Linked DNA regions of Homo sapiens: all the other regions are linked to region 1. A link is a loop called in an ENCODE intact Hi-C map of the cell type or tissue named here. Cell type or tissue: PC-9. All regions are shown on one strand.

Region 1 (8,000 bases):
CCCAGGAGGTGGAGGTTGCAGTGAGCTGAGATCGCGCCATTGCACTCCAGCCTAGGCAACAGAGCAAGACTCTGTCTCAAATAAAAAAAAAAAAAAAAGGAACAGAGTGGATCTAGGGCATAATACCATTTCAGTACATTTTTTAAAGCAAAAGCAATACAGTATGTTTTTCATTGGACACACATCTAAAGAAACTTGCTGAAAGTCGCTTGGAAGGGCACATAGTAAATATACAAGATGTGAGGAGGGGAATGAAATTGGGAACCAGGAGTGAAAAGAGAAGAAAGTAAAATTAAAATAAAAGAGGGGCTGCAGCATAAAATGATGGTGATGAAGTGCCATGAAATTAGGAGCACAAATCAGCTCAGTTCAATGCCGCTAAACAATCTTCAGGATCATACTGTGGAACAGAAAGGAAAAAAAAAACAAGATAAATAACTTAAATTTCCCCCAAAGGAAATCTGGGCTTATAAGCTCAACAGTATCGCCTGCAGCTACTACAATTTACCATAGATGCTAACTGTGTAGTGAAATGGACATTTATGAAATAATAGTCTGTGGCCATAGCAGAGGGAAAGTAGAACACAGAATTACATGGAAACCATGGTTGCAACTACATCAAAAGGATAAAAACGCATAAGAACACAGGGAAACAGAAGCACGTGTAAGGAAGAGGAATCACAAATTTTCTTTAACAGAAAATCAAGTCGGGCACAGTGGCTTACACCTATTATCCCAGCACTCTGGGAGGCCAAGGTAGGAGGATTGCTTGAGCCAGGAGTTCCAGAAGAGCTTGGAAAGCATAATGAGAACCCATCTCTACAAAAAATAAATACACAAAAATAGCCTCAACCTCGAGGACTCAAGCGATCCTCTTGCCTCAGCATCCAAATTAGCTGGGATGCTGAGCTACTTGGGATGCTACTTGAGAGCTACTTGGAATGCTGTTGCAAGAGGCTCACTTGAGTCCTGGAGGTCGAGACTGCAGTGAGCCATAAACGCGCCACTGCATTCCAGCCTGGACGACAGAGCAGGACCCTGTCTCAAAAAAAAAAAAAAAAAAAAAAAAAAACCCGAAAATTATAAAGTACTTTTGAAAATAAGGAATAAACAGAATATATGAATTGACACAAGAATCGCATCACGATTGCCCTTCTTAGCAGCCAAATGTTGGCTATGGCTTCCTTGTTTATTTGTTTTTAAAATTATAGCAGCTGGGCTCTACCGCATGCCCCCAAAGCAACCCCTTCAAAACCCAGAAGCTGAAAAAGACCTCAGAAGAGATGTGAGGAAAATTGACAAAATGTTTACAGTTGTTCTGTTAGGTGTCATTACATGAGGCTGTGATATTATTTTCTGTACTCTTTTGCATATTTGAAAGATTTCATAATTAAAAGTAAATATAAATTAGTGTAATAAGATGCAAAATGGGGCCAGGAGCGGTGGCTCACTCCTGTAATCCCATCACTTCGAGAGGCTGAGGCGGGTGGATCACTTGAGGTCAGCAGGTGGATCACCTGAGGTCAGGAGTTCGAGACCAGCCCAGCCAACATGGTGAAACCCCATCTCTACCAAAAAAAAAAAGTACAAACATTAGCTGGGCGTGGTGGCACATGCCTGTAGTTCAGCTACTTGGGAGGCTGAGGCAGGAGGATCACTTGAGTCCAGGAGGTGGAGGTTGCAGTGAGCTGAGATCGTGCCACTGCCCTCCAGCCTGGGCGACAGAGTAAGACCCAATCTCAAAAAAAAAAAGAAAGATGCTAAATGGCCGTCTCAGAACCCGGCCCAGAGGAGGTCTGCAGAACACCCTGGTTCCTCTTCTCTCCCATCCCCTCCAGAGCTCCACCAACGAGACCTCAGAGCTGGCACCATCCCTTACCTGTTACCACCTACCGTGGTCATTGTTTTTTACCTGTTGCCAGACTTGCCCACTATCATTACTAAAACAGTCAAGCTTTTGTTGGAACCATTGGTCATTTTCATCCTTCTCTGTCGACGGTGGAGCAGATCGCCTCCATCTGGGGATGAAACTCTGAACGTAGGAACAGAGGAGCAGCAGCAGCAGCCTCCACCCAGGAGCTCAGGCCACGGCTGCCTTGGCTGGAATGGTGCTGTCTGGTGCTGCTGCTATTTCTACTGCAACCATCACCGCCCTGATGTAGGGCCTCCCAGGCATTCTTGGCCCCTGGGCTTCTTTATGTCAGAAATTTAAGATGTGCCTGATCACCATTCTGTGGGGATATTCTTGCAAAATAAAAATGCCTAAATCTGGAAAAGGCGGAAATCTGGAACTCTGCCATCAGCAATGCCTCTTAGTCTATTAGTGGCCTCTGACCCGGTTCTTCCATGTGGACGCCCTGGGCTGATGATTCCCCGGGGGCTGTGGGAGCCCGGGGTGGGGTGCGGGGAGAGCAGGAGGGATGTGCTGAGAAACTCCTCTATTACCAGCTTTGGAACAATTGGTTTGACTTTTTTCCTAGCCTACGAACAATGCTGCCTCACTTTTTGTTGTCTGCTGGTGGATAATCCAAGACCCCAAACCTAAGATGACAAGATCACAGTAGGTGCGATCGTTCTGCTCCAATTCAGGGCTTTTGAACATTGACTCCCTGTTTCACTCTTCTGATGCCCCGGGTTTTATTGAGAACTATCCCTCAAATCTCCTCATCCTCCTCCTTCTTCCCTCCTCCTCCTCCTCTTGTTCTCCTCTTCCTCTTGTTCTCCTCCTCCTCTTTTTCTTCCTCCTCCATCCTCCTCATTCTTCATTCTGTATCTGATTATCAGTCCCAACCATGTATTGAGTTCCCATAAATTTCTTGAGCTTCCCTGAGAGTTAAAGAGACTTGACAACTTCCCTGCCCATGAAAGAGCTTCTCATTTAGTTGGGACAATAAGAAACCACATGGGAAGTTGAAGAGCACCCGTTGAGCCTGTGGGTGTGCAGTGGGAGCTGTGTACTAACTCCCCAGGGCATTCAGAGCCTCCTCAAACAGCCTGGGAGAAATGTGTCCACTTAGCACCTCCTAACCAGCAAGAACTCAGCTGGGGCTGTACAAAGGTTAAATCTTCAAAGGTCAGGGTGGTATTGGGGGTTTTTAATGATGTGAGAATTCTGCCCTCATTGGCCTCTCAATTGCTCGTACTTTTTCAGAGCTAGAACCCAAAAGGGATGCTATCGTGTTAAGGCATAGGAGGACATGATTCTAAGGAGGGCCTAAGACATGCTGTCTTTGCACAGGTCCAGAAATCAATGATCATACTCAGGATATCCACCTCGCTCTGACAGAGGGATGTACAGGGTGAGCAGGGCCCTGAATTCATACCCTCAGGAAACCCAAAGGACTCCATCAGCCAAGTATTGTTCTGGAGTAGCGAAATGAGCCCTCTTTCCCAGTCCTGTTTCCACTCGGGTTCCAATGAGCCATATTAGAATAGGAGGGAGTGGTTTTAACACGACTCAGGATATAATTTCTTGATTGATTTCCTTCGTGTTTCTCCCCAGAAGATTAAGACTATAGAGCTGTTTAAGATATTGTCAGGCAACTCTTCCTTTTAAATACCAGGTACCTTCCATATTTTAGGATCCTGATTAATTTTTTTATTTATCTAAATTATTGCCGCAAACAAGACCTAGATTCTTATTTTTAAGCAAAAAGCAAAAAGGCCTGTTTTTGCCCCCTACAAATACACACTCTTTCCATGTTCAACAAAGCATATTTCCTGCTCAATATTAAATAACACTTAAAAGTTATGGGTGCTAGCAAGGACGGGGTGAGAGGGTGATGAGAAGAGTGAAATAGGAATAATAAAAGACCAGGAGGAAATATTATGAGAACAGCAACCTCTCTCCAAAATAGTGTCACAGCCACATGGAGCGCCTTCAAGAGGCAGACAAATTACAGAGCCCGTGCAGCAATTCATGAGAATAAAATGATTGAATATTGCATGGGAGATGGATCACCCTTAAAATCTATGAACGTCCTATTTTGGGGGGTAAAACAAGCTAGTTTCTGATACATTTTAAAAAGGTTTATGTTAGTTTAGAATCAATGTGAAGTTTTCCCTGTTAGTAATATTTTGCTTATTTTAATTTCCAGTGGTTGGAAATGTTCTCTGTAGATAAGGTTTACAAAATATGTAGCCCGATTTTATAACAGATAATCCTCTCATTCATTTAAAAAAAAAAAAAAAAGAAGAAGCCGGGTGCGGTGGCTCACGCCTGTGATCCCAGCACTTGGGGAGGCCGAGGTGGGCGATCAGGAGGTCTGGAGATCGAGACCATCCTGGCCAACATGGTGAAACCCCGTCTCTACTGAAAACACAAAAAATTAGATGGGCATGGTGGCACACGCCTGTAGTCCCTGCTACTCGGGAGGCTGAGGCAGGGGAATGGCGTGAGCCCGGGAGGTGGAGATTGCAGTGAACCAAGATCAGCCTGGCGACAGAGCAAGACTCCGTCAAAAAAAAAAAAAAAAAAAAAAAAAAGGAGTAAAATCAATATAGGAGGTAGCACCAATCATCTTTGACAAACACAGAGAAATTTGTAATAATTACCTATGAAGGAATGCTTAAAATGGTCAGAAGTTCCTAGGAATTACAACAGATGTCCTGGTATTTTGGGTATTTGGCCCCAAATCTGCTATGTTCAGCCCATCTGAGAATAAACATAGGCTAGGGACTTGTAGAGACAGCGACAGTGGCCCCTTCCTTGCTTCAAAAGGTTTGAGGGTGTTTTTCACCAACTTTAGGTTAGTGCAGATTTTTTTTAATTTAGTGCAAATTCTTGTAAATATATGTAAGGCAACAAAACATGAAAATGAAAGGACTGATCAAAAGCAAGTGACAGAAACTAATCCATATTTAAATGAAGCATTGCATAATCAACTCTCAGAATGAAAATACTTCCATTTCTCATCGCAAGGTGGCGATAGTACCCCGCTCATTTACTACAGATGCACCCAAGGCCCTGGGAACTTGCAAATACTCATTAAAACAGTGAGAGTGTACATTGTGGATGTGTGACACCTTTTCCCTGTGCAGGTCAAGATTTCTTCAATGAAACGGAATTAATTGGGTAAATATTTACTGAATGCTATGCTACAGGAAGCCCAAGGATTCTTGGTTTTGATATAGACCTTGCGGGGTTACTTCGACACGTGTTTTAGTCTTCTAGAACAAGATGGACTCTTGAGTGGGTTCCTGGCATGGTCTCAGACTACACTGGCTTGGATATAGCTCCAATAAGACATGGTCTTGAAATTTTCCAAGATGCAGATGGTCTAAAATTGGCTTCCTTGTGACAAATTACCACAAATGGTAGGGATTCTTTAAGGCCAGTTGCAGTGGCCTGGGTGCCAGCCTCATTTTCTCCATCTTTGTGCTCCCAATGACAGAATTGCAGGTGGCCTGGCTTAAAGTGGACCTCCCACCATCACATCACCTCCACGCATCCTGTCCCTACTCTGACCCCTCAGAAGGGATATCCTCTCTGACCTGCAAGTGGCCATAACACTTTGAGACTTTTGGCTGGGGAAACCGGCAAAACCCATCCACTGCTGAAGCCAACCCCCTTCCATTTTTCTTTAAGAAAAAGTACATTTTGGCCGGGCGCGGTGGCTCATGCCTGTAATCATAACACTTTGGGAGACCGAGGCAGGCGGATCACGAGGTCAAGTGTTTGAGATCAGCCTGGCCAATATGGCAAAACCCCGTCTCTACTAAAAACACAAAAAAATTAGTCAGGCGTGGTGGTGCGTGTCTGCAATCTCAGCTACTCAGGAGGCTGAGGCAGGAGAATCACTTGAATCTTGGAGGTGGAAGTTGCAGTGAGCCGAGACTGTGCCACTGTGCTCTAGCCTGAGTGACAGAGGAAGACTCTGTCTCAAAAAGTAAAATAAAAAAATTTTAAAAATTAAAAATAAATAAATGAAAAGTACATTTTAATGTAAGGCAATTAATTTGAGTTCATTTGGACAAATGGAGAACAAACATCAGAATGGAGTATCATTAAGAGTATACACTTCTTTTAGCTTAATGAAATTTTGTGTGTACATACATTTCATTCATTAGAAACATATTCTTTCATTCTTCTCTCCATTCGGATGAATGCATAGTCCACTCTGCACTCACCTTCTCGCTAAGCTCATCCTCTCTATGATGCTATGTTCTTTGAACCGCCCCATGCCACCTGCATTAAAAATGTTTCCTGGCCGGGCACAGTGGCTCACGCCTGTAATCCCAGCACTTTGGGAGGCCAAGGCGGGCAGATCACCTGAGGTCAGGAGTTCGAGACCAGCCTGGCCAACATGGTGAAACCACGTCTCTACTAAAAATACAAAAAATTAGCCAGACGTGGTGGCACACACCTGTAGTCCCAGCTACTTGGGAGGCTGAGGCAGGAGAATTGCTTGAACCCGGGAGGCAGAGGTTGCAGTGAGCCAAGATCACACCACTACACTCCAGCCTGGGTGACAGAACCAGACTTGGTCTCAAAAAAAAAAGATCTGTTTCCTTTTGGTTCTTGAGAGACAGACTGTCTAGAAATTTCTAAATTTCTAATTTAGAAACTTACCAGCAGAATACTGCTGGGCAAGTTAAAACAGCACAACTCCGAGGGTCGTGGGGAATGAACTGGGTTCACAGGTGCACAGCACATGGCACGAGGCCAGGCACAAATCACATGTTCTGGGCGTGTTAGCCGTTCCTATTCTGATTGTTCTATATGTTGGGCAGCAGTTTCCGCACTTGTATTAAGTGTGTCTTTTTATTCTGATGCTTTGACATCTAGGACCTTGCTGACTCTAGACAGACTGCCTGAATCAGGCCAGCCAATTTCTAGAGATAGTAAAGGACTCACCTGCAAGTGCACCTTTCAGATGCCAAGCAACGACCCCAGAGCCCACACCCAGCCACCTCCTTTAGCATCTGTCATAGGGCCCTCAGACTCAGGCCAATATTCCCCTGCCCTAATCACCCCAGGGCCAAATACTAGACAACCAGACGCAGTCCCTCCACCCCAGAGCTCACTGGAATTATTCAAACTAGCCAATCCTAAGCCTGCTTAGCCCACCCCACCAGGGAAACCAGGATAAAGGTCCTCGCCCACTATTCCCCTCACCAATTCTGCCTCCTGACTTGCCCTAGTGCTCTCCCATGTGGCCGTGAATGGTGTGGCATGCCCCCTCCACCAGGAGCTGTGAGCAATAGCTATCTTTACAATGGCAGTCTGGCAGTTGTCTCCTGATCTGTTGGCCTCACCATAATTAAATTATATACAATTGAATCATAATATAAGTATGAATAATATTCACAATTGAATAATAATGAAATCTACATTTTAAAACATTTTAATAAGGTTCAAGACAGTTTTGAAATATTGATATTTTCAACATGATTAGAATAAATTTATACCCATAGACATGATGGCCAACTATAATGCATAGAATTATTATGTAACATCTCTTATGAACTAAACATTCTACTGTGTAATTTAGAGAATATAATAATTTTTAAAATAATCTTTAGTCTTCATCACCCCTCATTACTCCTTAGAGGAATCAGGTACATGTGCAACATAGCATAGATTATAAGACAAACTGTGATCATTGCCATTACAGAGATACAAGGAAATATGGGAGGGTAGGAAAAGGAGAGATTAATTCTGGGAAGAGATTTCCATTGTGGATAGAATCCAACATTTTTAGGCTGGGCGCAGTAGCTCACACCTGTAATCCCAGCACTTTGGGAGGCCAAGGAGGGCAGATCACTTGAGGTCAGGAGTTTGAGACCAGCCTAGCCAACATGGTGAAACACTGTCTCTACTAAAAATACAAAAATTAGCCGGGCATGTTGGTGCATGCCTGTAATCCCAGCTACTTTGGGAGGCTGAAGTAAGAGAATCCCTTGAACCTGGGAGGAAGGGGATGAAGTGAGCCAAGATGGTGCCATTGCACTCCAGCCCGGGCAACAAGAGCAAAACTCTGTCTCAAAAAAAAAAGGAA
Region 2 (8,000 bases), 1.4 Mb before region 1:
TCCTAAGTGCCAGAATGCAGAGATGTTTCCAGTGGGGCTATCAATTTGTTTCAAGGAGGACCCTTTGATGCTTAGACTGGGGAGTAAGGTGGGGTAGGCCAGGGAGATGTCTGGTTTCTAGTGTGCTGAGAGAGTGCAGTGGGACAGGGCAGCCCATGTCCACACCTTCATTTCACTGCCTTCATTATTCTGTTTCTGAGTGCTGAAACCTATCAGAGTCTGGCAAGGTAGATGGGCGTATCGCCTCCCATAAGGACTCTAGGCCATGGTTCCTCTGATCTACTTCATCTGTTTTCATCCATCTTCTAGTCATTTGTTGAATTTCTATTCAGTGACAGCCCTTCTTTTACTTTCTTTATCGTTGTGCATTAAATCCTTTTAAATTGTCTTGCTGTCATTTTAAAGAGAACCCAGCTGAAGATGGAGTTAAACAGCCTTCCATTTAGAGCTGGAATTCCCCTGTTCTATCCTATTTAATGAGCCATTCAAATCAAGATAGTTTTCTGTTGATGGGACTGGCTTTTCAAAAAGGCACAACTAGATTATAATCCAGAATGGGGAGGAAATAATGCCTTATTTTTTGTTTTGTGGAGGCTAGCCCAGTATCTTTTATTTGGTAGGTGCTCAATTAATGTCTATCAATTGAGTTTGCTTTAACATTTAAGCTCTACCATTTTTTTTGTTTCACATTTTTGTCTGCTCTCACAAATGTGATTTCTCTTAGAACAGACTCAAACATCTGGAGAGCCATTTGTATCTCCATTTTTATGGCCTTTTATATTTTCAGTCTTGACTATGCACTTCTACAGGATTTGAAAGAAATGAGAAAATACAGTAAGCACCCTATGTGGAGAGATTCATATTCCATAACTTGTCTTCAAAGTTATAGTCCTCTTGACTCACTTTACTTGCATGTAAAAACATAACTTGGGCATTTTATTATCCCTTATTGCTTGCTTCTCATTTTGTTGCTGTTCAATAGGGAAAGTAGGTTGTTTCCTATTGTAATTTCCAGAGTTCTTTGAGTTAAGGGGTGATTTTTCCTCCCTTCCCCATGGCTGTGAACACGTGGATGTGCACACTTGCACGTGTCCCTTACCCCCGTGCATATCTCAGTATACTCTGGACATTTTTCTCTTCAAAAGAAAACCAAGTTTCTGATTTCAGGTCATCCAAATAGATACCATCAGGCAGAGCAGCGTGACATGGTTCTTAAGTCCCATAGGTCACGTTTTTGGTAAATAGCTGTGTCCTGTAACTGTCATTCCCGTCATGTCTAGCTTACTCACCAGTGAATGCATGACATTTTCTTGGCCTTGGAATGTTCCATCTCAATTAAAACTAGAGGGAAAAAAAGCCATTCTTCATACTGTAAATATGAGAAGAGTACATCATGGAGACTTTTCTCATCAAACTGTAGAGGAAGAGCCTGCCCTGCTGGGGCCTCTTGGGAGACATACCTGGTTCAGGATGGAACCAGCTCAGGAGGACTGGAAGAGTCCTTTTAGTTTGTATTGTGTATTGAGAAAATTTATCGTAACATCTTTTCCTTTTGTACTGCCGTAGTCAATAAAACTATATAATTAATTAATTCACACCTATTCAACACATGTTTTGCACAGAGTAAAATTTAGCAAAATACGCAATACAATAAACATAGAATTAGACAACATAATAGAAGGGATATATATATATATTCCTTCTACAAATATAAATTGTAATATATATTTAAATTGTTATATATATATATATATATATATATATATATATATATATATATATTTAGGGCTAAGAAAGACATGACTTTGAATAGTAACCCAGTACCATTTTCTATCTATCTATCTATCTATCTATCTATCTATCATCTATTTATCATCTATTCTATCATAGTGATAAATATACATAACATAAAGTTTACCATTTTAACCTTTTTTTGAGTGTACAATTTAGTGGCAGTAAATACATTCTCAATGTTATGCAATCATTGCCACTATCCGTTTCAAGAACTTTGGCATCACCCCAAACTGAAACTCCACACCCGTTAAACACTAACTCACCATTCCTCCCTCCCCACAGCTCCTAGTAGCCTCTATTCTACTTCTCTTCTCCATTAATTTGCCTATTCTAGGTACCTCAGTGGAATAATGCAATATTTGTCCTTTTGTGTTTGGCTTATTTCGTTTAGCATACACACTTTGAAGGTTTATTCATGTTGTAGCTTACATCAGAATTTCATTCCTTTTTAAGGCCTAAAAATAATACATTTTCTGGGTGCTGTGGCTCATACCTATATTCCCAGTACTCTGGGAGGCCGAGGCAGGAGGATCACTTGAGCCCAAGAGTTTGAGATCAGCCTGGCAACATAGAGAGATCCCATCTCTACAAAAAAGTTTTGAAAATTAGCCAGGCATAGTGGTGTGTTCCTGTGGTCCCAGTTATTCGGGAGGCTGAGGCAGGAGGATCACTAGAGCCCGGGAAGTTGATGCTGCAGTGAGCCATGATTGTACCATTGCAGTCCCACCTGGGTGACAGAGCAAGACCCTGTCTCGAAAACAAGACAAAACAAAACAAAACATTGTATGTTTATCCCACATTTTGTATATTCATTAATCTGTCCATTGGTATTTGGGTTATTTCTACCTCTGGGTTATTGTGAATATGATGTTATGAACATTAGTGTACTAATATCTGTTGGAGTTTGTGCTTTCACTCTTAAGTATATATTCAGAAGTGAAATTACTGGATCGTATGGTAGTTTTATGTTTAACTTTTTGAGGAAACACCCAACTGTTTTTCACAGCATCAGCACACCATTTTACAGATCAGGAAAATGAGGTTCAGAGAGGTTAAACTACTAGCTCAGGATCGCATAGCTGGCCTCTAATGAGGATTATTAAATTTAGGTTTGTAAACAGCCTTCCATTTAGAGCTGGAATTCCCCTGTTCTATCCTATTTAATGAGCCATTCAAATCAAGATAGCTTTCTGTTGATGAGACTGGCTTTTCAAAAAGGCACAACTAGATTATAATCCAGAATGGGGAGGAAATAATGCTTTATTTTTTGTTTTGTGGCTGGATAGTGCATTCCATAAATGGGCTTTCAATCAATCTTTACTCTCTTCCCTTCCCTTTCTGATGCTAATTCATACATACTGGTCTAAAGTTTAAATTTACTTATGAGTCCACACTCTTTCTTCCATTTTCTTAACATATTACAAAAGCAAACAATCTCTTTGATCTTGGCTAAAATGATTCTAGAACTTTCTCACACCTCAGAAGTGCATGCTTCTTTCAAACAAACCATGTGCTGGTTACAAATCATGGCTCTTTGTCCACCGTCTTTCCCCAGGCAAGCTTGGGTGGCTGTAGTTAATATAGTTCGAGGGTCTTGAGGTAGTGGAATTGCTGTACGAACCCTTGGAGTGTAGAATTTTCACAATGAAGATGGATCTGGCCATTTTCCCCTCTTCAATCCCAAACACACAGGATGGAATCAGTGAGTTGACACTATGCATGGGTAGGCCGAGTAGGAGGGAAATTGTAAGGTGTGTGCAGTGGAATTTGGAGGGTCAGGTGGCCTTTCTTGTCCCAGACCTGCCTTCCCCACTAGGTGACTAGCGGCCTTTGTCTGCCCTCATTCTCCACCTCCTGCCTGTAGGTTGGCTGTTGGTCATTCGGGTCGGTATGACTGGACATTAGTGCTCCTCTCCCAGGAGTGTTTACATCTAAAACCTGAGTTCTGACAGTGGAATAAAAGGCATATTACAGAGGGCCCACCGGACTAGGGGGTGGTGTGCTGGCCTCACATGGTGCTGCTGAAATCATGCCTCCTAGGACAGCCCCTTTAGATACTGAAGACTCATCTTACCTGCTCAGTTTCCTGATTCAGAGAGTGAACTAGATGCTGCTGCTAAGGGAAAGACACTCTGGGAGAAGCCAAACCGCAAGGAGCCTTCAGTTCTCTCCTTACTGGGCCAGGAGGAGGAATTTTTTTTTTTTAACTGAAAAAGGGAATTACCAGCTTAAAACACAACCAAGAAGCCTTTAGCATTGAGGACTGGTGAGGAGAGGAGGTATTCATTTTGGTGTGGGGAGGAGACATCAGTAAGCTTTTCTTTCTCGTGTACACACACACACACACACACACACACACACACACGCTGGGACGTAAAAGACGTTTCAGTAGGTGTCATTCCCAAGCTGTCCACAAGATGGTGCAGAAACCCTGCTCACAGTCTGTCCTCCAAAGGCACCACCTCTGGAGTGATTTGCAGCCTCTGCAGGCTGCTGGTAAATTGAGGTTTGGAGAGCAGCATGAAGCTTTCACCGCGGTGAAGATACCTTTGACATTTTCGGGATTCTGATTGTAAATTCAATTAAAAATCGATTGGGTTCCAGTAAACAAAATGAAATGACAAATGTGTACAAAAGCTCCTTGTGCAGGGCTTAGCCTGGAAGAGAGATGGAGGTCATATAGGAAGGCGTGGAAGGAGACCTGGATAAGCTGCTGTGGGTGATACGACACCTCCTGTTCCTGGGGAATCTTGAAGTCTGCGGGGGGTTCAGCTGTGCATCGCTGGGCATTTACCGTGGATGGCACTCGTCTGCATGCTGTGGAGACAGTCATACGGAAGAGTCCCGGTCTTTAGAGAGCTTGAATCTGTCAAAAACTCATACCAGAAAAATAACGAGTGTGCCAGATGGTGGTCAGCACTACGGGAAAGATATTACAGCCGACCACTGGAGGTGCAGGGTTTCACTTTTAAATAGCGTGGCATCGGAGACCTCTTGGAGCCAGTGACATTTCAATAAGACCTGAAGGATTGATGGTGTGAGCCACGGGAGTTTTAGGGGAAGACCATTCTAGGCAGTGGGCACAGCAAAGGCAATGGTCCTGGGGTCGGGAGGTGCCTGGAGGAGGCATGGAGGACCCAGGAGGCTGATGTGGCTGCTGGGGCAGGTGAAGGGGCAGGGCAGGATATGAGTCAGAGAGATTCTAATGGGGGAAAAGCCGGAGATTTCGAAGCTGAGTGATCACACGAGACCTTGCAGCACAGTATAAGGACTTTCGACTTTACTTTGGAAATTGCTGGAAGCCATTGAGCGTTCTGAATAGAGGCGTGGCATGATCTGCCTTGCATTTTGTAAGGATCACTCCGGCTCTTGCATTGAGAAGGTCCTACAGGCAGGAGCCGAAAGACCAGTTAGGAGACAGCTGCCATGTCTGGGTGAGAGATGGTGGTGACCAGGCCCAAAGGGAATGACAGTGGAAGTGAAGAGAAGTGGTCAGATTTAGGATATCTTTGGAGCCAGTAGAGTTGATGGTAGATTGAATGAAAATTTGAGAGGCAGAGAGGGGTCACGGATGACTTTGAGGTTATTTCCCTGAGCAATTGGGCAGATGGAATGGCAATTAACTGAGATAATTTGGAAGGGCAGGTTTTTGGGGGAAAGATCAGGAACTCAGTTTGGGATATGCTGAGTGCGGGATGCCTTTCAGATGTCCAAATGGAGATGTTCAGATCTATGAAACTAGAATTCAGGGGCAGGGTCCAGTCAGATATAAATCTGGGAGTAGCAGGTCTGAAGATGATATTTAAAGGCATAGACTGGAGTGACAATGGGTAGACAAGAGATAAAGCCCAACACTAGTGCGCTCCAATGTTTAGAGTTTGGGGAGGTGTGGAGGAGCCAGCAGAGGTAACTGAAGAGGGTGGACCAGTGAGGTCGGAGAAAACTCATGGCCGAAGAATGTGGTGTCCTGGAAGCCAAGTAGGTAAAAGGCTGAGGAGGAGGGAGAGGTCTACATGTCAGCACGGCCAATGTTTGGGGCTGGATAATCCTTTGCTGTCAAAGGCTGCCCTGTGCATTATAGGATGTTTAGCAGCATTTTTGTCTTCTTCCCACTGGATACCAGTAGCACTTCCCTCCCTACTGTGTCAACTAAAAGTGTCTCCAGACGCTGAGTGCCACAGATCCCCAAAGGACAAAATCTTTTCTGATTGAGAGCACTGTTCTAACTCAAGAAGTGGAGAACTAAATTCTAGCACAGGAAGCTCTCTCTTAACCCAGGGCAGAGGAAGCTACTGGAGAGGCTGACATGTTTTGAGTTGAACTTGGAAGGTTGGGTAGTGTATTGACAGAGAGTAGCTGGGGTTGAGTGCGGAAGGCAGCTCAGCCTGGGAAAAGTTCCTGATGCTTGACAATGTCCCTGCACAGAGAACCAGCATCACTTTTTGAAGCCATGGAAATAGCGATATCATTTTTACCATCTCTTCCTTTAGGCACAGGCATGGTTTCCATGACATCTGTCTTCCCAACAAAGGAAAGGAGGTTAAATGAATTTTTTTTTTCTAAAATATAATTTAGGGAGATTTAGGCATGACCATACATGTCACACTATTTAAAAAATGTTATTAAAAAAAGAAAAAAAACTGCACCCCTGCCCTCCTCAGCTCTCCCACCTCCTACCCCTGGCATCTTTCCAAATTATAAATGAGAAGCTTGTCTTTCCCTCAGATTCCATATACGAGACCAAATTGTTTTTTTCCATCATTGGAATATAAATTATTGCTTTGTTTAAATTTGATTAAAAATCTCTCCCTTCCTTTCAACACACGCACAGTCATGTACACACACGCACACGCGCACACACACACAGAACTGAAATACAACTTTGGTTTTTTAAAAATTTATTTTAAGCATCTACTCCATGCTCATTAGGAGTTTTACTGAGCACTTATTGGAGCAATTCTTTTTCTGGACATTTAGCCAATATGTCCAGGGGACGCACTCATGTTGCATATATAAGAATCTCAACAGAAAAAGTATTTAGGGTGAGAAGGGGTAAATTGGGTTTCACTTTGAGAGGGGGGAGGTTTAGATATGACTCAAGGCCAGTTTAAGTGGAAAGTGTCAGGACTTTGGAAGAAAGGAAAGACTTTTGCAGCAGAGGAGAAGGGAAACTCCTGGGTAAATAGGAGGGACTGGCTATCAGCGTTATGTTATCTTCTTGAAACTTGCTGGGCAAACTTCCTAATGGCAAGTTATAAGGAAATGCATTAATTAATGAACATGACATTCAGATGCAGACTCTGTAAATCTGGGCATGAAAATGGCCTGTTTCAGGGGTTCCCAAGACTGGCCCCTCATCATCATCATCAGGGATGCTCAAAAGGATGGAACCCTCCCCTAAAGATTCTGGATCTATCCACGTGGGGTAAGCTCAAGGCATCTGTAAGTTGTAGAAGTTTCCCAGGTGCTGCATATTAGTCCTGGACTCCACATTGCCATTTGGGAATTATTTGCCTAATTTTAACAGAAATGAAGGAGCTTCGGGTCTTAGCCAAGAAAGAGATTCTGTAACTTTGTGAATCTGATTTCCCTTTTTTTTTTTTTTTTTTTTGAGATGGAGTCTCACTCTGTTGCCAAGACTGGAATGCAATGGTGCGATCTTGGCTCACTCCAATCTCCACCTCCTGGGTTCAAGTGATTCTCCTGCCTCAGCCTTCCAAGTAGCTGGGATTACATGCATGCGCCAACACACCCAGCTAATTTTTGTATTTTTAGTAGAGACAGGGTTTTACCATGTTGGCCACGCTGATCTCAAACTCGTGATCTTGTGATCTGCCTGCCTTGGCATCCCAAAGTGCTGGGATTACAGACGAAAGCCACCGCACCTGCCCCCCCCTTTTTTTAAGTCAACAATTTGGTGGCTAAATGAAGATGGTAAGATCTGAGCAGATATGTAGTTCAGAAAATAAATTTTTGACTTTTTATTGTAAGGAGACTTGAGTTGAGCATGTGGCAAACTTCTCCTTTCCTGTTTTCATCCCTCCTCTTCGTCTTGGCAGTGAACCCTATCATCCAGCACTATTTGTGCTGTGGTCCATGATGCTCTGGCCAATGACCTGGTGTGTAGGTCACAGCCAGTAAGTGAGACTCTGCTTGTGCCAGTAATTTATATACACTGATATGTGTTTGCCATTCATATGAAGTGA
Region 3 (8,000 bases), 1.3 Mb after region 1:
CTGGGTGCCCACCCCAACTCTGAATAACCTGACCTTAAAGGCTGCAAAGCTCCATCCTCATTTAATTTGTGCCTTCAATAGAATCAAGCAGAAAAACAAAAACAAGTCCTAAGGGCAATATGGGAAATCTCTTTCAATTTTGCTGTGAACCTAAAACTGCTCTAAAAAAAAAAAAAAAAAAGGAAAAGGAAAGTAAAAACAAAAACCAAAACACCGTAAAATGTAAGAGTAGAAAAACTTCAAAAATATTTTCTCTTTACAATTCTCAGGCCACTATGAGCATAGAGATGACTTGTTTTGCCAAAGTCATGCACACTTTAGTTTAGCCCCTTGTCCTATAGACCAGGGACATTTTACCTGATCAGTTGGATACATTGTCAAGTGTTTCCTACTTTGAGACTAAGGTTTTACAGTCCACAGGAGAAAGCAGTGCTGGGAATGAGATAGCCACAGAATATGTAGTTGGAGAGCATGTGCCACCCTCACTCTGTGTGACCAACGGCCCCTTCTCTATAATGTGCTGCTCAAGTGTTGAACAAAAGTGTTTTCTTTTTTTCTTTTTTGAGATTCTGTGATATTCCAGATTCTCCTATCAGACCTGAACTGAGAACATGTTTTCCATGCCATTTGTACCTTTACACAGCTGATTTTATTGTATGCTCATGATTACACCACATGATGGAAATGGAAGAAAAGCAGAAACAACACACAGAACAGAACCAACAAAATCTGAACTCATTAACACACAGCTTCTCACCACCACACAGCTTCTTTCAGGCTGTGCAACACATATTAAAATTGGCTCTTATTATTTACTTCCTTCTGCATACATGTCAACCTTACATATATTTCCAAACATGAAAAACCCTAAGAGGAGGTCTTGGAACACCCCCCTAAGTTCACAGTACAACATCAGCATTATGTTTGAGAAGTGTTTCTCTGTACTAACTTCAAATTGTAAAATAAAGTGCTATGTTAACAAAGATTATGTTAAAAAGAAATTATGCTACAAAGAAATTATGCTTATTTGTTATAAAAATGATATTTACCAAAGAATTTGGATCTAGCCCTGTGAAATGTGGAATAAATTCATGTTACAAATAAGAATGTCAGTGGCTAAGTGGATCTATTACCAAGTACTATAGCCTAGTTGCATTAAAACAATGCAAGTGCAAAAAATATATAAAAAGCATTATCTTATGTGTGCTTTATATGGTCCTGTCAAATTGTTTTATAAAAATGTTAGGCTTTAGTTCTTTATGGCACTCTCTATGAGCTTTAATTAATGTCATATCTAAGGTGGAAAATAAAATTTATTATTACTTTTAAATAGTAGCTGAATCAAGGAATATGTAAAATGAAATGTTGGAATTATTTCCTTTCTACTTTAATACAAAGAATTCAGAGGGTCATAACTCTTTACAACTTAGCTGAAGTATGGGCTAAGTAATTTACATATTATTTAGCCATTGCGTGCTTATTAACTTTTACATACTTTAGGCAGCAGAATATTTGTGGGTCACTTTTTCAAGTCCAGAAGTTCCATGATCAGTCTCTCAGTAACTCCATTATAGAGTGGAATAAAACAAAACAAGCTCATGCCTGCCGCCAACAACCTTGTCATTTATTCTGTCAGAGCAAGGAGGGTATAATAAGCAAGAAGATGTTCTCAAAGAAGTCTTGAACCAATTGACAAATAAGGGTGGGGATTGGGCCCAGTGGACTCTGAGGATGCCTGTTATCTAACTCTGCTGTCGCTGGTACCTGTGTGTGTCCCTCTCTTCAGCATCCGAGGTCAGAGTTATCAACTTCACCACCAGAGCTACAGGTGTGAAGTAGCAGAAGTACGTACTCCAGCTTTCTTTACCATCTGGAAGGGACAAAAAGTTATTCAGGGTTCTTAGGTGAAGTTTGCATAATGAACATGATGTGCCATTTTTGTCACCTCTCATGTGCTTACCATGTGCCAGGACTGGGCTCGGAGCATGCCTGCATCATTGTAGGTGTGTTCCCTACAGTCCTCACTGATGGGTACTATTATTATCCCACATCACAACCAAGGATACCAAAGTGAGTAAGGTTACATAGCTTATCCAAAGTTTTGTATTTATTAAATGTCAAAGGCTATGACATTAACCACTCAAAAACCTGAGATTTACCACTCAGAACCTGATATTAACCAGTCAAAAACCTGAGATAGACAAAAACCTGAGATAGATATGAGACTTACAGGAAGTAAAGATTTATTAGAATCCTGGCTCTACTGGTTAGTGGCTGTAAGACCTGGAATATGTTGCTGAACCTTTCTGAGTCTGGGGTTGTTGTTGAGGATTAATGAGATAACATAGGTGTGTAAAGTCCTGGACAGACATTACTTGTGGGAAAAAAATATTAATTCTTTCTCCTTTTCCTAACAGTTTTTCCTCTTTCCAAAAAATTCAATTTTTCTGCTTGCTGGAAAATTCTAAAGAGAAAAGTAGTTCAGTCAGTGTTATTCCAAAGGCAGTAGTCACTGAAGGAATGATTGGTCCACCCCACTATCCCCAAGCTGGTATACAACTGCTAGTGCATGGTGATAAGAAAAAGCAGACAGATTTCTAGTTGGTTCTATCACTGGTTTTAAGTTCTCTGTAGACAGTGCATCTCCTTATTGCCTGCACCTGGGGCAAATTGATTTCCCCCACCTTGTCCTTGGTACCCCCCTAGAGCCCATTATATTCATTACTCCTTCTTTCACAATTACAAAATTAGTTACTAAGTTATTTACCATGTAATAGGGAGTTTAGGTCTGGCATTTCTTCTTACCTTGTAGGTCTCATATGTGGGTTGGAGGCAAAGTACGTAGAAATTGGCTACAGGTAGCATTTCAGAACTGTCAGCTCTCCTGCCCCCAATACTACTTACTCACCTCTTTGAATTAAGGTAGGAGAAAATACAATGAAAACATTAAGTCTATATAGGAAGCTATTATCTGCTAGGGTCGGGACAGCAGGTATTAGAGACACAGGATACATTTTTTTTTTTTTTTTTTGCCAACCTCAGCATTTACTTAAAGATTCCACATACCAGTTTTAAATGCCTATTTTTTTTAATGCCTGCAACCATTCACATTATAAAATGTATCGATTTAACTATTAAAACGAATGTCTGGCTTCAGATGGGGCGGGCCAACTCAGCCTGTGGAAACACAGCATAACACTAGGTGGATACATGGCGCCACCTAGCGTCTGTAGCGCACTTTGGAATCTATACTTGGCTTTCAAAAATTGAATCAAACAAAACTGTTTTATGACACAGAAGATGTATGCGTTGTTTGGGATAATAAGCAAAACGCCTGTAGAAATCTATGACAAAATCTGCTGATGATTTTTGTTTTGAATTTTTTTCGTTACTTTAATCTTGCAATTTTAGGTTCTCTAACTTTTAAATAGTATGCCTTTAAAAATAATACTTAGGGGAAAAATGAATCACAGCTACTGATCTCAGAGTGCTATGCATTATTTATGAATATGTGCAGCTGTTTTCATTAGGATTTATGACATCTTCTGTGCATTGTAAATCCCTTAATTCAACCTGAGTTTCCAGGAAAGGAGATCATTATCCCTCTTTTGCCAACTGAAAAGGAAAAGAACAGAAAAAAGCATGACTGGTTAAATGGAAAAATTCCTTCTTGATTTCTTTTGTTTTCCATTAACATGTTTGAAACAGATAGCTTGAGAGTCTTTCCGGAAAATAGTATTCTTGCTAACTTGTGGGTAAATTTACCTCCAACTTAAATTGCATGTGCATTAGGAATAAATGTTTACATGCTGTTAGTACTGGCTCAGAGTGGCAGTACCCTTCATTCAGAATAATAAATATGTCTTTGCCATGAGTTTTTTACTCAAGAAACACTAGAGATCTTTAGCACTAGCACCCAGCTCACCTGCTGGACAAATCTTCATTCTTCATTCTGTGCTGCAAATGAACATTATCCTTCAGGTTGAAAACACTTCTCCAGATAAATTGGATTCCTAAAATAGCTTTTGTTGAGAGCTTCTTATGTGTTTGCCAGAGTGCTCAGAATGCTGTATTATCTAATGTTGTTCTTACAGCACACTTTTGAAGTAGGTAATATTATACCCGTTTCACTGATGATAAAATTTTTGGCTAAACAGTTTCTGTTACCTATTGAAGGTCTTATAACCAGTGAGTGGCTTTATGGATGTAAGATATAAAACCAGGTAGTTCTATCTATCAAACCCCTGCTTTATGCATAGTTGCCTCATATATAACTTCCTTTTTGAATTTGCTCTCTCTTTTTTTTTTTTTCTGAGGCGGAGTCTAGCTCTGTCACCCAGGCCGGAGTGCAGTGGCATGATCTCTGCTCACTGCAACTTCCACCTTTTGGGTTCACGTGATTCTCCTGCCTCAGCCTCCCAAGTAGTTGGGATTACAGACATGCACCACCACACCTGGCTAATTTTTGTATTTTTAATACACACAGGGTTTCACCATGTTGGCCAGGCTGGTCTCGAACTCCTGACCTCAAGTGATCTGCCCACCTCGGCCTCCCAAAGTGCTGGAATTACAGGCGTGAGCCACTGCACCTGCCCCTGAATTTGCTCCCATTCTAAAACTTATTTTCCTTCACTTTCATCCATTTATTTAATCACTCTTCAATTTCCCAGGTCTTGCCTTTTGACTTTTTGAGACTAAAATGTCATAGCAGAGGACAAATTCAACTAGGACTTCAAATAAGCAGAGTGCCAACCAAGAGCAAAATCTCCAAAGTTGACATGAGGTTGGGAAAGTAACTTCTGGAAGAAAGCTAAGTTCCATTCATCGGTTATTACATTTTTGTGGACCATGGACTAGTGCCATGGGACATCAGCCCTGCAGCTGTGCATGTGCACAAGTGTCTGTGGATATTAACACTTGAGCACATCGAACCCTTTCCACATTCTGAAAAGAAAACATATCCTCGCCCACACATGCACACATAGATATCAGCTTCCAGAGTACTGTTGTAGATTTAACCAACAACACAAAAGACCAAGACGTATTCACCAAAATGTATCTGGCTTCTGGACTTCCACAGAATCCTACGAACAGACACTTTAAAGTGGGAGGGGGGAACCCCAACTGTACTGTCATGTCAAAGCATTTGTTTTCTAAAGTAAATGCTGCATTAGAGCTAGTTAATAATCCCTAGTTGTCAGCTATTTTGACAGGGATGGCATTTGGAATGCTGCATTTAATGACTTCTTTCCCAGAAAATGAGAAAGTTATTTGAAGGACCAAAAGGTGTCAGGAGTAATCCTACCCAACCCAATCAACTTTGCATATGAAAGGGGTAGAGGTTTTTCGGGAGAAACCAATAGAGCTGAAGTTGCTTATCATTCAAGGAACGATCTAGGAAGGAACACAATCTGTACTGTCACTTGTCTGATATAAACCTAAATAATGAAACAAGGGACCTACCCTTGGAGAAAGCAAACACTCATATCCGACGATCGCAGTCTCCAGGCCTCGCGGAATTTCCAAGTATTTTGATTTCTACCTCCATATAAAATAAATAATGAATACAAAAGCACACTTTAGACCAGAAGTGTTAAATGTGTTCATTTTCAGTCATTCGTTTATTTAAAACATGGGCTATTTTTAACATTTTCTTTGAGCAAAAAAGTACAAAGCACTGTTTTTACTGTAAGCATGCATGGAGCACTAGGGAGAAGCAAGATGGGCCCAGGAAACCAGTACAGAAGGGGACTGGGGCCACTCCAGCATCTTTATGATTTGTGCTTTTTTTCTCTTGAATCCAAACAAGTCTCGCAAGATGACTCTGCAGTTTGATCACAGGTTTAGCATCTCTCACCCATTTTCCCAGCTCCAGCCTCTAAACTCACCCTCTGTTCCCAGATCCATTCTTCACAGCAGCAAAAGAGTGATTGTAGTTGAGTTCCTCCATGCAAAATACTTAAAGGTGCCCACTGCCCACAGCATGAATCACAAACAACTTTGCTTGGATTTCAAGGCCCTGTGTGACCTGGCCCTGGTTTTCCTGTTCAGCTTCCTTATCCATTACCTGCCTCCATTCACCTGCTACACCTCAGGTTCATCCACACACCCACCACAGTTCTTTCTCACTTTTTTTTTCTTTTTTCTGAGACAGAGTCTCACTGTGTCACCCAGGCTGGAGTGCAATGTCATGATCTCAGCTCACTGCAACCTCCGCCTCCCAGGTTCAAGCGATTCTCCTGCCTTAGCCTCCCAAGTAGCTGGGATTACAGGTGCACACCACCACGCCTGGCTAATTTTTGTATTTTTAGTAGAGACGGGGTTTCACCATGTTGGCCAGGATGGTCTTGATCTCTTGACCTTGTGATCTGCCTGCCTCAGCCTCCCAAAGTGCTGGGATTACAGATGTGAACCACTGCGCCCGGCCCTGTATCACTTTTAAATATTCCTGGCATGCCTCCAAGAGTTGCCTGACTCTTCCTTCTTCTTGGAACACCCTCCCTAGTCCTTGACTCCTGGCAAACTATTGCTTATTTGTCAAGTCTGGGATCAAGTGTGCTCTCCCATCCACAAGGCTTTTTTATCTTTCCCAAGCAGCTCTCCCTTCTCTGTCTCTTCCCTGTACTTACTGTCATAACCATGAAAGGCCTTATTTTTGCATCAGAGAGGAACTCTATTACACAGTAAAGCAGTGTGGGGAAAGTCAAGTTAAGTAAATTTTGCTACTATCTGAGTTTCAAATTTGCTGATGTGCACCGGAAATTGCAAAGCGAGGGATATAATATTGCTTATGTTTCTCAAATATATCCAACCATGGAATGCTTTTTGCATTTTTCCAAGGAGCATGTATGGATTCCAAAAATTCAGCTTATAATTGTTTGCATTAGAATGGAGGCTTCTTGAGGGCTGGGAATGTCTATTTTTATCCTGGAAATCTCTTGCTGTCTCAATACATATTGAATGAATAAATAATTGCTAACAGTGGAAACGGATTAGTATGTCATTGTATCACTGTTATAATAACTTGCAGACACATTGGGACTGTTGACTGTGGCTCTGCACACAGTCATCACATAGGCCCACCTCAGCTAGTTACTTACAAGTTTTACCTACTTACTGAGGATGAGAGAGAAAAATTAGAGAATAGAACTGAAATGCGGCCGGGCACGGTGGCTTATGCCTGTAATCCCAGCACTTTGGGAGGCAGAGGTGGTTGGATCACGAGGTCAGGAGATCGAGACCAGGATCATCCTGGCGAACATGGTGAAACCCCGTCTCTACTAAAAATACAAAAAAAATTAGCCGGGCGTGGTGGCGGGCGCCTGTAGTTCCAGCTACTTGGGAGGCTGAGGCAGGAGAATGGCGTGAACCTGGGAGGCAGAGCTTGCAGTGAGCTATCACGGCACTGCACTCCAGCCTGGGCGACAGAGCGAGAGTCCATCTCAAAAACAAACAAACAAACAAAAACCCCCAAAGGTTTATGAATATTAGGAGAAACTATCATGGAAACAATTCTAGAAAGACATTCCATACTCGAGTGATACAAGTATATATTTAAGGCAGAACATGAACTATGATTGGAGTAAATTAAGACATTTATAGTCTCTGAGAACAGAAGGGATTATGAAGCCTTCTCTCCACAAATAATATAGAATTTTACCTTTGCAAATAGCACAAACCTTACATAATTTCTCCATACATTTTACTTAACTTTATTTAGATTTTCTCTTTACAAAATTTTGCATAAGTTTATTGAAGCTGAACTTTGCTCTTTTTTTTTCTATAGTTCTGCCCTGGCTTTGCTGAGCAGGTTCCCTAAACACATGGAGACCTCCTCCTTGGGTGATTTAGCACTTGTTACATGCCCATAGAATCTTTAAAAATACTCTTGCAGCTAAATTCAAATACAAAGGCAAAAGAAAAAAAAATGTTTTTAAGTGTGAACACCCCCAGTGACAAACAGCTGTTCACTACTACAGTTTATTGAACCGAAAGAAGGT

Evidence for each region. Peaks named below come from ENCODE experiments on the same cell type or tissue, not always from the same donor. Only the 100,000 strongest peaks of a DNase experiment are listed, where the experiment ranks them.
Region 2: a loop joins it to region 1, with 3 times the contacts of the local background. A loop is called at or near these places in 4 of 110 quality-filtered maps.
Region 3: it touches region 1 in a loop (15-fold over the local background); 24 of 110 quality-filtered maps call a loop at or near these places.

The regions. Positions count from the first base shown.
Region 1 is chr2:224,352,635-224,360,634 of GRCh38, forward strand. No RefSeq gene overlaps it. Among named protein-coding and RNA genes, the nearest start is that of FAM124B, 45 kb to the right of the region's middle. In PC-9, CTCF peaks have their summits at 4,943, 5,154, 7,151 and 7,358; a DNase peak (open chromatin) is centred at 4,947; H3K27ac peaks cover 180 bases.
Region 2 is chr2:222,967,677-222,975,676 of GRCh38, forward strand. No RefSeq gene overlaps it. Among named protein-coding and RNA genes, the nearest start is that of ACSL3-AS1, 52 kb to the left of the region's middle. In PC-9, CTCF peaks have their summits at 4,218 (motif pointing right) and 4,417; DNase peaks (open chromatin) are centred at 2,015, 4,205 and 5,765.
Region 3 is chr2:225,657,429-225,665,428 of GRCh38, forward strand. The region is part of intron 7 of NYAP2 (neuronal tyrosine-phosphorylated phosphoinositide-3-kinase adaptor 2); the gene reads left to right. Among named protein-coding and RNA genes, the nearest start is that of NYAP2, 260 kb to the left of the region's middle. In PC-9, CTCF peaks have their summits at 322, 625, 3,221 (motif pointing left) and 3,424; a DNase peak (open chromatin) is centred at 3,213.